Linked DNA regions of Mus musculus: region 1 is linked to region 2. Evidence: chromatin contacts called from ENCODE Hi-C or POLR2A ChIA-PET data. All regions are on one chromosome and are shown on one strand. The core of a region is the stretch at or near the end of the contact, and the rest is flanking DNA. Distances in the headings are between cores, read along the strand shown. Region 1 holds the start of Inafm1 (InaF motif containing 1). Region 2 holds the start of Meis3 (Meis homeobox 3).

Evidence for each region. A loop is a pair of places that touch in the nucleus more often than their neighbours do. ChIA-PET counts read pairs that join two places held with the same protein, here RNA polymerase II (POLR2A).
Region 1: POLR2A ChIA-PET joins it to region 2 with 20 read pairs in Patski. The contact joins the promoter of Inafm1 here to the promoter of Meis3 in region 2. A Hi-C loop is called at or near these places in 2 of 37 maps with a recorded cell type or tissue (CH12.LX and CH12F3). POLR2A ChIA-PET finds 5 or more read pairs at or near these places in 2 of 5 experiments (Patski and embryonic stem cell).

What each region holds. Positions count from the first base shown.
Region 1 is chr7:16,271,313-16,276,741 of GRCm38, reverse strand. It overlaps Inafm1 (InaF motif containing 1), which reads left to right and starts at 3,050. Exons shown (of 1, transcript NM_001136270.1): 1 at 3,050-4,729. The coding sequence starts at 3,452. The coding sequence ends at 3,844. Ccdc9 (coiled-coil domain containing 9) reads left to right here. Exons shown (of 14, transcript NM_001382411.1): 9 at 1-15; 10 at 113-248; 11 at 447-540; 12 at 632-1,004; 13 at 1,367-1,486; 14 at 2,326-2,700. The coding sequence ends at 2,429.
Region 2 is chr7:16,173,547-16,178,700 of GRCm38, reverse strand. Meis3 (Meis homeobox 3) reads right to left here and starts at 3,306. Exons shown (of 13, transcript NM_008627.4): 1 at 3,134-3,306; 2 at 1,128-1,309; 3 at 833-992; 4 at 690-740. The coding sequence starts at 3,145.

The DNA of each region.
Region 1 (5,429 bases), core at 1,801-4,300, 98 kb before region 2:
TGTCCCACCGCTATGGTGAGTGTTATCTTGGAAAGGGTTAGGCAGTGGGGTTTGAATGTGGCATGTGCTGTGTCCTTCTTCCCTAAATCCTTGGATCTGGGTTCTGTTGTAGATGACCAAGCTTGGGCAAGACCACCTAAGCCTCCCACTTTTGGAGAGTTCCTTTCTCAGCACAAAGCTGAAGTCAGCAGCCGCAGAAGGAGAAAGAACAGCCGACCTCAGGCCAAGGTGGCCCCTCGTGCCTATAGGTGGGGTGCCCCTCCCTTGGGACATTCCCCTCCTCAGCATGCTTGGGTGTGTGCAGTCTTGTCTGGCTTCAGTTTGAGGGTACAGTGCTCTGTCTTGGCTCTGTGTCTCCTGCCCCCTTTGCCCTCAGTGCAACATGCCAGATGTTCTCTGAAGAGAAGTACATCCCATCCCTCACCCCTTTGCTCTGTCCACTCCAGTGACCACGATAATCGCTGGGAGACAAGAGAGGAAGCTGTGTCCTCGGCCCCCGAGTCCTCTCAGTCCATATCCCTGGAGGAGACACCCACACAGGTAAGGCAGAGCAGGTATGAGGTAGGGCGTGTGCATGGGGCTTTGTGGGTGACAGGTCCCAAGCACTTCCTTGATCTGCCTGTGTTCCCAGCAGGCTTCTGAGACCCCAGCTCCAGCTCATCGGCCTCCCGAGGAAGATGGTGAGGAAGATGTGGGGGAAGAGGAGGAGGGAGAAGAAGAGGGGGAAGATGAGGAGGATGAAGAGTGGGAGGACGTGAGTGAAGATGTTACTGAGGAGGAGGAGGAAGAGGAAGAAGAGTTTGAAGAGGATGAAGAGGGTCCTAAGGACCAGGAAGCAGCAACTGTTCCTGATCACCAGCCTGAAGCTGAGCCTGCTGGGAAGCCCACCTGTGAGCAGGTGGACCCTGTGCCTGCCGGGTCCCAGGAGTTGCTGTCCCCAGTCCCTGTTGAACCTCCCATCCCCTTCTCACCCTCTGAGGACCACCAGCCTGTGTCTGACTGGGGTGAGGAGATGGAACTGAATTCTCCCGGCACTGCCCACTTACCTGGTACCCACTCTTCGGGTGAGGCCTGGCCTTTTGCGAATGCTTGAAACTGGCTGCTTGTGTGTGTGTTTGTGTGCACAAGGGTGTGGCTGTGCCCACACCTCCTTCAACCCCCGTGGCAGAGAAGGGCAGTTGGTGCCTGCTTCCTGCCCTTATCTCAGTTCCCAAAGCCTGCTCTTGCTGGTTCAGAGCCTCTCTCCAATAAAAAGTTCACTTCCTTAAATGACACCCACCCCACTGTGTCCTTGAACCCCCTTGCTCCCCTCATATGGAGAGACATTTGGAAAAGGAGGGGCTTGACTGAGCCTCCCCTTCTCCAGGAGGTGACCAGCCACCCCTTGCCTCCTTGGAGAGCGGGCCCAGCTTGGCAGGAACCCCGAAGTCTTCTGAAGAAGAGGGGCCTGAGGCATCTCCAGGTGGGATGCATGAAGCTGGTGGAGGTGGGTGGCCTGCTTGCCTTCCTTGGGGAGGGAAGGGCTTGGGGATAGAAAAGGAGTGGGTCCTGTGAGGGCTTAGAACAGGGCATGAGCTGAGTCAGGTGCTGTGCTGGGTTTGGCCTGGAGTCAAGCCTTTGGGGTGCAAAGGGTGGGCCCTAAGGCCCCAGCCAATAGAAATTGTGAATAACTTTGAACGCTGGGCAAGGAAGAAGTTGGGCTCAGGGAAGGAGCTAAAAGTGGGATTTGAAATCTGAATATTCCCAGAGGTAAGAGGGTGACGCGATAGGATTTTGAGCTTGAAACTGGATTTTGGTTAGAGATCCTGTAAAAGTAAAACATGGTTAATTAAAGGTAGGAACGACTTTAACTAATGAATGAGCCGGCTCTTAAGACTTATCTGAAGGCAGGGTTAGCGGTTTTGGGTCAGACCATAGTGGGATTTTAGATCCCACGTAGTAGAAGCAAGAGACTGATCTTGGTCACTTTAACGTGATCAGCCAGGTTACTGCTTGTGTTCATCTTTTAGTTCCCCTGCAGTAGAATAAGATGTGGAGCAGAGGCCAGGAAAGGCTGTCAAAGGAATAGTGAGAGTGGAAGCCAAGGACATCTTCGGAAAGGGGCCAGGCCAAACAGGATAGTTTGGGGTCCTGGGAGGAGTGGATGAGCTCATTACACTAGCACTTCCCAGTAGTCAACAGGGTTAGATTGGAGGGGCTCCTGCTTCAGGGGCCTCCTGAGGGTCGAGTAAGCTGGAGGCCAAGTTGTAGGTGGGTTTGACTGAGGTGCGGGATAGGGTGGGTCGGGCAGGCTGGTCCTCCATTTACCGCTTTTTGTCTCCTTAGAGGTGGGCCCCGAGGGCCAGGAGACGGCGGAGATCACAGACTTCCAGAGGGTGCGTTTCTGCAAGGTGGTGGCGGCTGCTCCGCCGCCGGGGGCTGCCCGCTGACAGCGCCAGCAGACCAGGGTGCCTCGCTCTGTACTAACCTTCAGCTCCTCTGCTTCTGCTACACTCCGTCCAGGCCAGGGTTAAACTTAGTGGGGGAGGAAGCAGGTTAGCAACGAGCCCGGCCCGAGGGGAGTCTTCTAAATTCGCTGAGGACCCAGTGGTGCCAGTCCGACCGCACTCGTCTGGTCGAACCCTCGGAGTCAGTCCCTGTGAGGCCTGGGTGTGCAGGAACCTGCAGCTAGGGATTGAATTAAACGCGTGCTACCGCCAACCTTTGAACTGTGCTGCTAGCTGATCAGGCTAGGCTGCTGTGCTTGGCTGGCGGAAGAGGCGGGACGAGAGTGCTCCTCTCATCCTCACACCTCTCTCCTCCCACCCCGCAGGCCGTCTCGCAGTCCTGAAGATGCTGCTGGGAGGGGCGGCAGCGCAGGTTTGCCTGGCTCCCAGGCTGGCTGCTCTCCTCCCTGCAGTCCACCCTGGATCCCTCGCCTCTAGGGAACAGAAGTTTACGCTGGTGCGGAGTTGCTGGGGAAGGGGCCAGCAGGGGTGATGGAGGGAACTGGGTCTCGGAACTCTCGTAGTAGTCCAGGGATGTGAGACTGGGAGGGCCGGGGCCGGGGCTCGGTGGGCGGGGCTAGCGTTCAGAAGCTCCGTAGGCCTCCGGCTTCAACAGAGTAGGAACCTTAGCTCCGGCGGGCAGAGGGATGCTAGTGTGCAGAGCTGCAGTCGGTCGAAGAAGGAAGGGGTTCGATTAGCGCGGAGAGGGCTGAGGTAGAAAACAGGAATAGGCGGTTGGAAATGTGACAGCTAGGGCGGGAGAAGAGCGAGTGGGCGTGGCCTTGAGGGGGTAGAGCTAAGAAATCTTGATAGTGGTGGGTCAGAGGCGGTAGGGGCGTGTCTAGGATGTAGCTGAGCTGGGGGGGGGGTGCTGTCTGACAAGGCGTGGTCCTGGAAGGGGCGTGGCTTGCTTGAGGCGGTCCTGGGGTGGGGGCGGGGTCGGTGCAGGCTGAGTGGGCAGCGCGATGCGGGGCTCGAGCTGCGTGGGCAGTGGTGGCGAGAGCCCGGGTGGTACGGGGCTGAGCGAGGGTCCCCGTGGCCGATGGCTGCGGCTCGCCCCTGTCTGCGCCTACTTCCTGTGTGTGTCCTTGGCCGCTGTGCTGCTTGCTGTGTACTACGGGCTCATCTGGGTTCCCACGCGGCCGCCTGCGGGCCCCGCCGACCCCCTGCCCAGCGCTGCGGCCGCTCCGTGTGCTCGAGCAGCACCGCCCGCCCCGCCTCCGGCCGCACCCGCATCCTGTTTGCTTGGGGCCTCCGGCGGGCCACGACCGCAGCCAGGACTGCCACGGAGTCGCCGCCACAGTCGCCGCCCAGCTCCGGGAGCGACGCGGGAGACCGCGCGCCGAGCGCCTGGATAGTCTGGCCCGCCCCCACCGTGGCCTGCGTCTGTCTATCTGCACCACCGGGCCTCGCCTGCGCGGCGCCGCCTCTCTCCTTGCCGCGGTCCTGATCCTGCCCGACCTTATTCCACCTTGCTCCTTCCCGGGACTCAGCGCTCATCGGCAATAAACTCCAGCCTCAGCTGGCTTACCTGGTCTGTGGTCGTTGGCCTCGGCCGCTGGTCCCTTCTAGCTCCGTGGCCGCGCGGCCTTAAAGGCTTTCCTCTCTCATTGCTCACATGTAATTTTTGGGTTGGAATGGGGAGAAGCGGCTTGCCAGTTTTCGGGGCCATTGAAGGTCAGATACTGTAAAGGCCTTACCAGTTTTCGGGGTGTCATCTCGTATAGCTTCGGAGACAGTGGTGCGTGCTGGAAACTGCAGTTGGTATAGTTTGCAATGGCAGGGGTAGAGGATGTCACCCGTAAGCTAGCTTGTCCTGGTTTGGGTGGTGACATTTGCTGCTTTGGAAGTGTGGAGCATATAGCTGAACCAAACCAAAACTGGTCTGCATTGCTGTTGGTGCCATGTTGAGACTGGTGTAGCTTCTGATAAAGAAGTCATGCGATTGAGTCCATTTTCCCTTACCCATGACTGTGGCTTGGCCGTAGGCAGGCCTGGGATATACTCTGCTGGCCAGCTGCAAGAAGGGGTTTCCTTTATGGCCTGCCTTCCCCCTAGGCTGGACAGCATCAGGAACCTGAGGCCTCTTGTCAGATGGGAGTGTTACCTGTCCTGCTGGTTCCCTTCTGTCCTACCAGCATCCCCCACGGGATGATGTACAGCAATGTACTTAAATCTCTCTGGTCTTGTAAAAGGAAGACAACACATTGTTGCTCAGAATTAAACTAGTGATCGAAACCTGAGAACAGCGTTGGTTTCTGCTCTGTCTCCACTTTGTCCTTCAGCCCTTTCAGAGAGTCACAGCCTGTATCCCTGGGCATAGCCTGTCAGCTCAAAGACTGCACACCACCAAGCAGTGAGTTGGGGGGAGGGGTCCTCTTGCCTGTCCTTTTTGGCCTCCCTTCTGCTTCCTGGTTTTTCCTCCAGCCCCTTGGCCCCTCAACCTTTTTTGTGTCCCTCTGCTACCTTCTCTTTGCTTTTCTCTTTCTCTGTTTTTAGAGTGTCTCCATATTGTCACCGTGCTCCTGTGTCTACTGGCTCACACCGTCTCTCTAGTGCTTTCCCACTGAGTCACCCCCTCCCACTTTGTGGCAAGGGATTTGGGTTCTCAGCAGACCTCCTTCCTCTGTCTTCTAAGGGTTGGGATTGCAGATGTGTACCTCTATGCAAAGTCCAGCTTGTGGGCTTTGAATTCTGACTAGCTCTGACCACTTTAACCATTTTGGGGGTGACAGGGGTATGGAATAATTTTACCTCTCACATGATGACAAATCAGTTCATACCAAGCTATTTATATTTTTTATTTATTCCCTCCCAGTGTGACTGTTACACACATTTTGCTGCAAAAAGACATTACCATGTCCAACAGGGGAAGTGGACAGTGCCTGCCTCAGGCCCCTGGGAGTTTGCATAATAGGTACAGAATGGCCTTTCTAAAATTGG
Region 2 (5,154 bases), core at 2,057-4,556:
GGTGCACACATGGAATCCCAGCTACTTGGAGGGGGCTAAGGCAGGAGGATTGCCCACAAGGACCAGTCCGGGCTACACAATAGGTTCCTGGACAGTAGGGTGAGACACTGTTATTATTAATTTTTTAGAGATAAGAGAAATATCCTTAAGACAGTACAGCAAAGAAAATGACAGGGACAGAACAGAGAAATCAACTGGGCCAAAAGAGAAACAGAGTCAGGCTTAGTAAGTCAGCATTAGGAAGAATTTGATTGATGGCTGAGGTAGAAAGAGAAGCGACAGGGAGAGAGTCAATCACAAGGGGAGCTGAGAGGTGCTGCGGCGGTGCACAGCCTGTACCCCAGATCTGCCTGCCCTCTGCTTTTGTTCCCACCTCCACCTAGTGAACTACATTTCCCAGAGAGCTTTGCCAAAGGATGAGGTGCAAAGAAAGGGTATTTCTCACTAGCTTTCTTTTTCTCCCTTAGTGATATCACTTGCCTTGGCTCCCTGGTTCATGAAGCTAGAGTGGCAGAGTTGGGATTCGGTTTCTGACCACCTGGAGTTCTCAAATGGGCAACATTCTTGTGGTTTGTAAATGTGGGCTAGTGGTTTCCTGTCCTCACCCCTCAGCCAACCCCAGGAATACAGGTGAAGTGGAAGGACAAGAGCTGGCTGCGGAGGGGACACGGGGAGGGCCTGGGCCTCACCAGGTTGTCCAGCTCCGGGTTGGAAGAGAACAGCGGCCTCTCGGAGCGGATCTGGGAGGGAGAAGAGAGGCCAGGCAAGGTGGTCCCGCCTCCTGCCCGCCCTTCCTGCTGCCTCCCAGGTTCTTCATTCTGGGGCTGCCCACCTGCTTAGCAAAGGCAGCAATATCCTCATTGAAGGAGTCAGAGGAGCAGACGTCACCACCTGGGGGTGAACCCAGCCCAGCCGAGGCCCCATCACGGGGCGAGCATGTAGCCAGCTCACACTTCTCAAAGACCAGGGCCAAGAGTGGGAAGAGGGGGTGTCTGTGGGGACAGGAAAGTGGGCATTCGTGAGGGGAAATAGGGAATGCTCAGAGACAGACACAAGGAGAGAAACAGACCCTGAGAGACACAAAGGACACTCTGGGGGAGCCCCTGCCTGTCCCTAGACCCACTCACCCATAGATGTCATCCTTCTCTCTCTTCAAGCTGTCGCTGTCCAAGCCTGGAGCTTGGAGCTGGGGTGGCCGGTGTGGGGTGTAGGGCCCAGGGGCTCTAGGTACTGAAGGCGCTGCCTCTGAAAAGCTGGCCAGGGCTGTCGTGTGCTCTGTAATGCCTGGGTAGTGGCGCAGCTCATCATACTACAAGAGAAGGGACAAGGCCCGGGGAGGTTAGTTCCCCAGGGCTCAGTCTCCTTACCCAAGGTCACACAATGTGTACTTCAGTATTCAAGGATCCCAGCCTTCGCAGAATCACACAGAGCAGTCCAAGCAGGCATGAGAGTCCTGTTCAGGACCCCAAAGGGACATCTAGGAAGGAGTTGGATGGCTAGGAACTGAGGGAGAGATAATGGCAAAGAAGCATAGAGACAGAGATGTTGGGGGAACCAGCCAGGGAGGGAGAACAGCGAGGAAAGCACAGGGTCTGACAGGAGGTACAACCTGGAAAAATCCAAAAAATTCACCTGCATATGCACAGCTTCTTCCTATTTATTTTACAAGTGTATGTTTTATTTTTGTAGTATTGGGTTCCAGGGCCTGGTGCATCCTAGCCAGGGGCTCTACCACTGAGCCACGCCCCCAGCCCCTCACTGGGGGATTCAAGGCAGGGGCTCTACCACTGAGCCACGTCCCCAGCCCCTCACTGGGGGATTCTAGGCAGGGGCTCTACCCCCGAGCCACGCCCCCAGCCCCTCACTGGGGGATTCTAGGCAGGGGCTCTACCACTGAGCCACGCCCCCAGCCCCCTCACTGGGGGATTCTAGGCAGGGCTCTACCAGCTTTGTTTGGTTTTGAGATAGAATCTTACTTTGCAGCCCATGCTGGCCTGGAACTCAGAGCAATTCTCCTGCTTTGACCTCTGGAGTGCTATTACACTACACACCTCTGAATGTCTTAACAATTTATCACATCCAACATGTAAATTCACCATACCCATATCCACACAGAGTTGGGCACACAGCCGACATGCACATGCATGTGATACATATGCACATGTATGCTATAGGGTAGGTTCTCCAGAGCATGCAGGCTTAGAGCACTACACCCCGAATTGCAAGAGACAACTACACACACACACACGCACACACACACAGAGAGAGAGAGAGAGAGAGAGAGAGAGAGAGAGAGAGAGAGAGAGAGAGAGAGAAACATTCACATATACTTACACAGAGAGACAGAGACAGAGACAGACAGACAGTCAGTCAGTCAGTCAGAGCGCACCTAGCACCAAGTTGGAATTGAATGAATGAGGAAATGAAAGACATTTAGCACAATCAGACAACAGTCAATAAATACATTTGGGGGAGGGTAACCCTATTCTACCATGCAAACAGTCCCAACCAGAAACAAGAGTATAGGAGCCAGATTTCTGGGTCCTCCTGTTACGGAATCACAATGGGGCAGCAGGACCTTTGATCTCCAGGTAGAAGACGGTTCTTAGCAGTGGGGAGACTGGGGCGCCAAGAGGCAAAGGGCTCACTGGTATGAGGCAGAGGGTCCTGTGTTCTCCAGCCGACCTGGGCGCACTGGGCCATCTGGGTGGCTGTCACTCCTCTTTTGCTTCCGCAGGCTAACTTCTCTAAGCATCCTGAAGTGAATTCACCTGCTCCCAGCTGCCCACCGTGAACCCAGACGATGGGGTCTTTACCTCCTGCCAGGTTCGTCTCCAAACCTCCCTACACTCAGGGCTCGCATCTCTCCCCTGCTCTCCCTTGTCTGGCAGCTTGGTGAGATGTCCCACCCCTAACCCCAGGGTGGGTCTCAGACAACAGAAGCCTGGGGAAAAGCAGACAGGAAGAGGGTAGAGATGGGGAAGACCCAAGAGATAGAGGGAGTAGGGGAGGGGGGGTGAGGGGGAGAGAGTGACAGAGAGGAATAGAGGGAGGGGCAGAAGGAACTCTAAGGGGCAAAAAGGGACATTTAGAGGCAGAAAGAGGCTCAGGGCGGGACGGCACAGTCACCTACCCTCCGGGCCATGAGCCGGCGCCGCCTGTCCTGGGCTCGGGAGGTCACGGCCTGGAGCTCATCGCGGCAGGAGGTCCCCGAGGTCCCCGCCGGGTGCCAGGGTCTCCGAGTGGCCAAGACCCGCGGATCGCGGCCGAGGGTGGCGGCGGCTCCTCCGCTCACACGGGCCCGGCCTGTGTCACATCCGGAAGTTCACGCGGAGACGCTTAACCCGCTGTCTGCCGGAGCGGGGCCTCCTCCCGAGCGGCCCCTCTCCTGTCTTGTCCCTCCCCTCTCCTCTGAGTCCCCTCCTCCCTCTCCTTCTCTGCCTCCCCTTCTTCCCTCCGTGCTGTCCCCTCCCTCCTCCTCTCCTCTTCCTGGACTCCAGGTCTGCCTCCACCCACCTTGGCCTTTGTATGTCAGATTCGCGGGGTCTTGTGTCTGGAGCTTCCCGCGGTCCCCACCCTCCCTCTTGGTCCTCACTGCTTCTTGCTCTCTCCCTGCCTGGCCGCCAGGGGTCTGCAGTAGCTTTTTGCCCCTCCTCTCTGGTCACTCTTCTGTCTCTGTCTCTCCTGTCTAACCATGAGACGGGATTAAAGCAAACCAGGCACAGGAAAGAACCAAGCTTATATTTTCGTTTGTCTTCTTGCTCCGTTTCTGTCCCTTGTCTCCCCTGGGGGGACAAGGGGGCTGTCGGCCCGAGGCTCCAGTGTGTGTCTAGAAGTGGCAAAGTATTGAGCTGCTGTGCTTCCCTCAGGGATGTGTGTGCCTCTGTCCTTCTGAGCCCTGTGTTCAGGAAGGCCCTTAGCCTGGATGAAGCCCTCTCAGCTGCCCCTAGGGGAGCAGCCTGGGACCTCCGAGCCTTGCGGGGGTGGGAGGGTGGGGGTGGGGTGGGGTGTAAATCGTGGGTCTAGCCACTGAGGCGGTGCAGACAAAAGCTGTCAGTCAAACCCCAAGACAAGCTTTGGAGTGAAATTCCAGTGGCAAAAAGTAATTGTGCCGGGTGTGTGTGGTACTCAGGGAGACTGAGGCAGGAGGAGCATGAGTTGGATGCAAGCCTGCTTATACGGTAAGATTCTGTCTCCAAAAACCAGAGGAAAAGAGGAGGATGTGGGTTGGGGGAGGAAGAGGAAGGAAGGAAAGAAAGGGAACCTGAGAAAGGGACAGAGAAGGGAACAGAATCAGAGAGAGAGAGAGAGAGAGAGAGAGAGAGAGAGAGAGAGAGAGAGAGAGAGAGAGAGAGAGAGAGCGCAGAGAGTGGAGGCAGCTGAGAGCCTGCTCACTGACTCTCTCACTGTTGGTGGTGTGAGCCCCGCTGGGCTAGCTGGAGGTACATTTTATGACTCCCATAAACAGGCCTCGCACTCCTTCATCTTCTCTGCTGGAAATAAAACAAAAGCCAGGGCAGGGGTGACAGGTGGGGAGGGCCTGAGAGGCTATGGAGGAGGGAGGACCCTGCTTCTTCTCAGCTCCTCTTATTGTCCTGAGTGTGCCCCTCTTTCTCCTCACCCTGTTCTGTCACCTGGGACACCCACAGATCCTGATGGAGTCCAGACCTTTCTCTAACATGCCTTTCACTCTCTGCAACAAACCAGGGCTCTAGATTTCAGGGGGCCTTGCCTGACTGTGGGCTTATCACACTGAGTGGGGTCCCCCTTCAGGTTTCCCCACTTTGGCCCTTTGAGGCTGGCGGGGAGTGGGGTTAGCTACACACATGTACCCCAACATAGGTACTGTGAGGTAGAAGATTAATCGAAGTAACTTTCAATTAAATGTGTAAAGACCCTGCCAGCTCTTCCCTCCCTGACTACCCTCATTGGAGATTTGTGGAGGGGAACACAGCAGTCTAGGGTCACAGCATTGATTTGTGTCTTGGGGCAGTCACCTTTGTCCTCATGGGACTGGATTTTTGGGTAGGGGGATGGCAGGGTCTCATGTGACCCAGGGTAACAAACTCTCTATGCAGTAAAGGGTGACCTTGATGCATGATCTTCCTGCCTCCCGAGTGCTAGGATTCATTGCTGTGCCCGATTCAGAAGCTG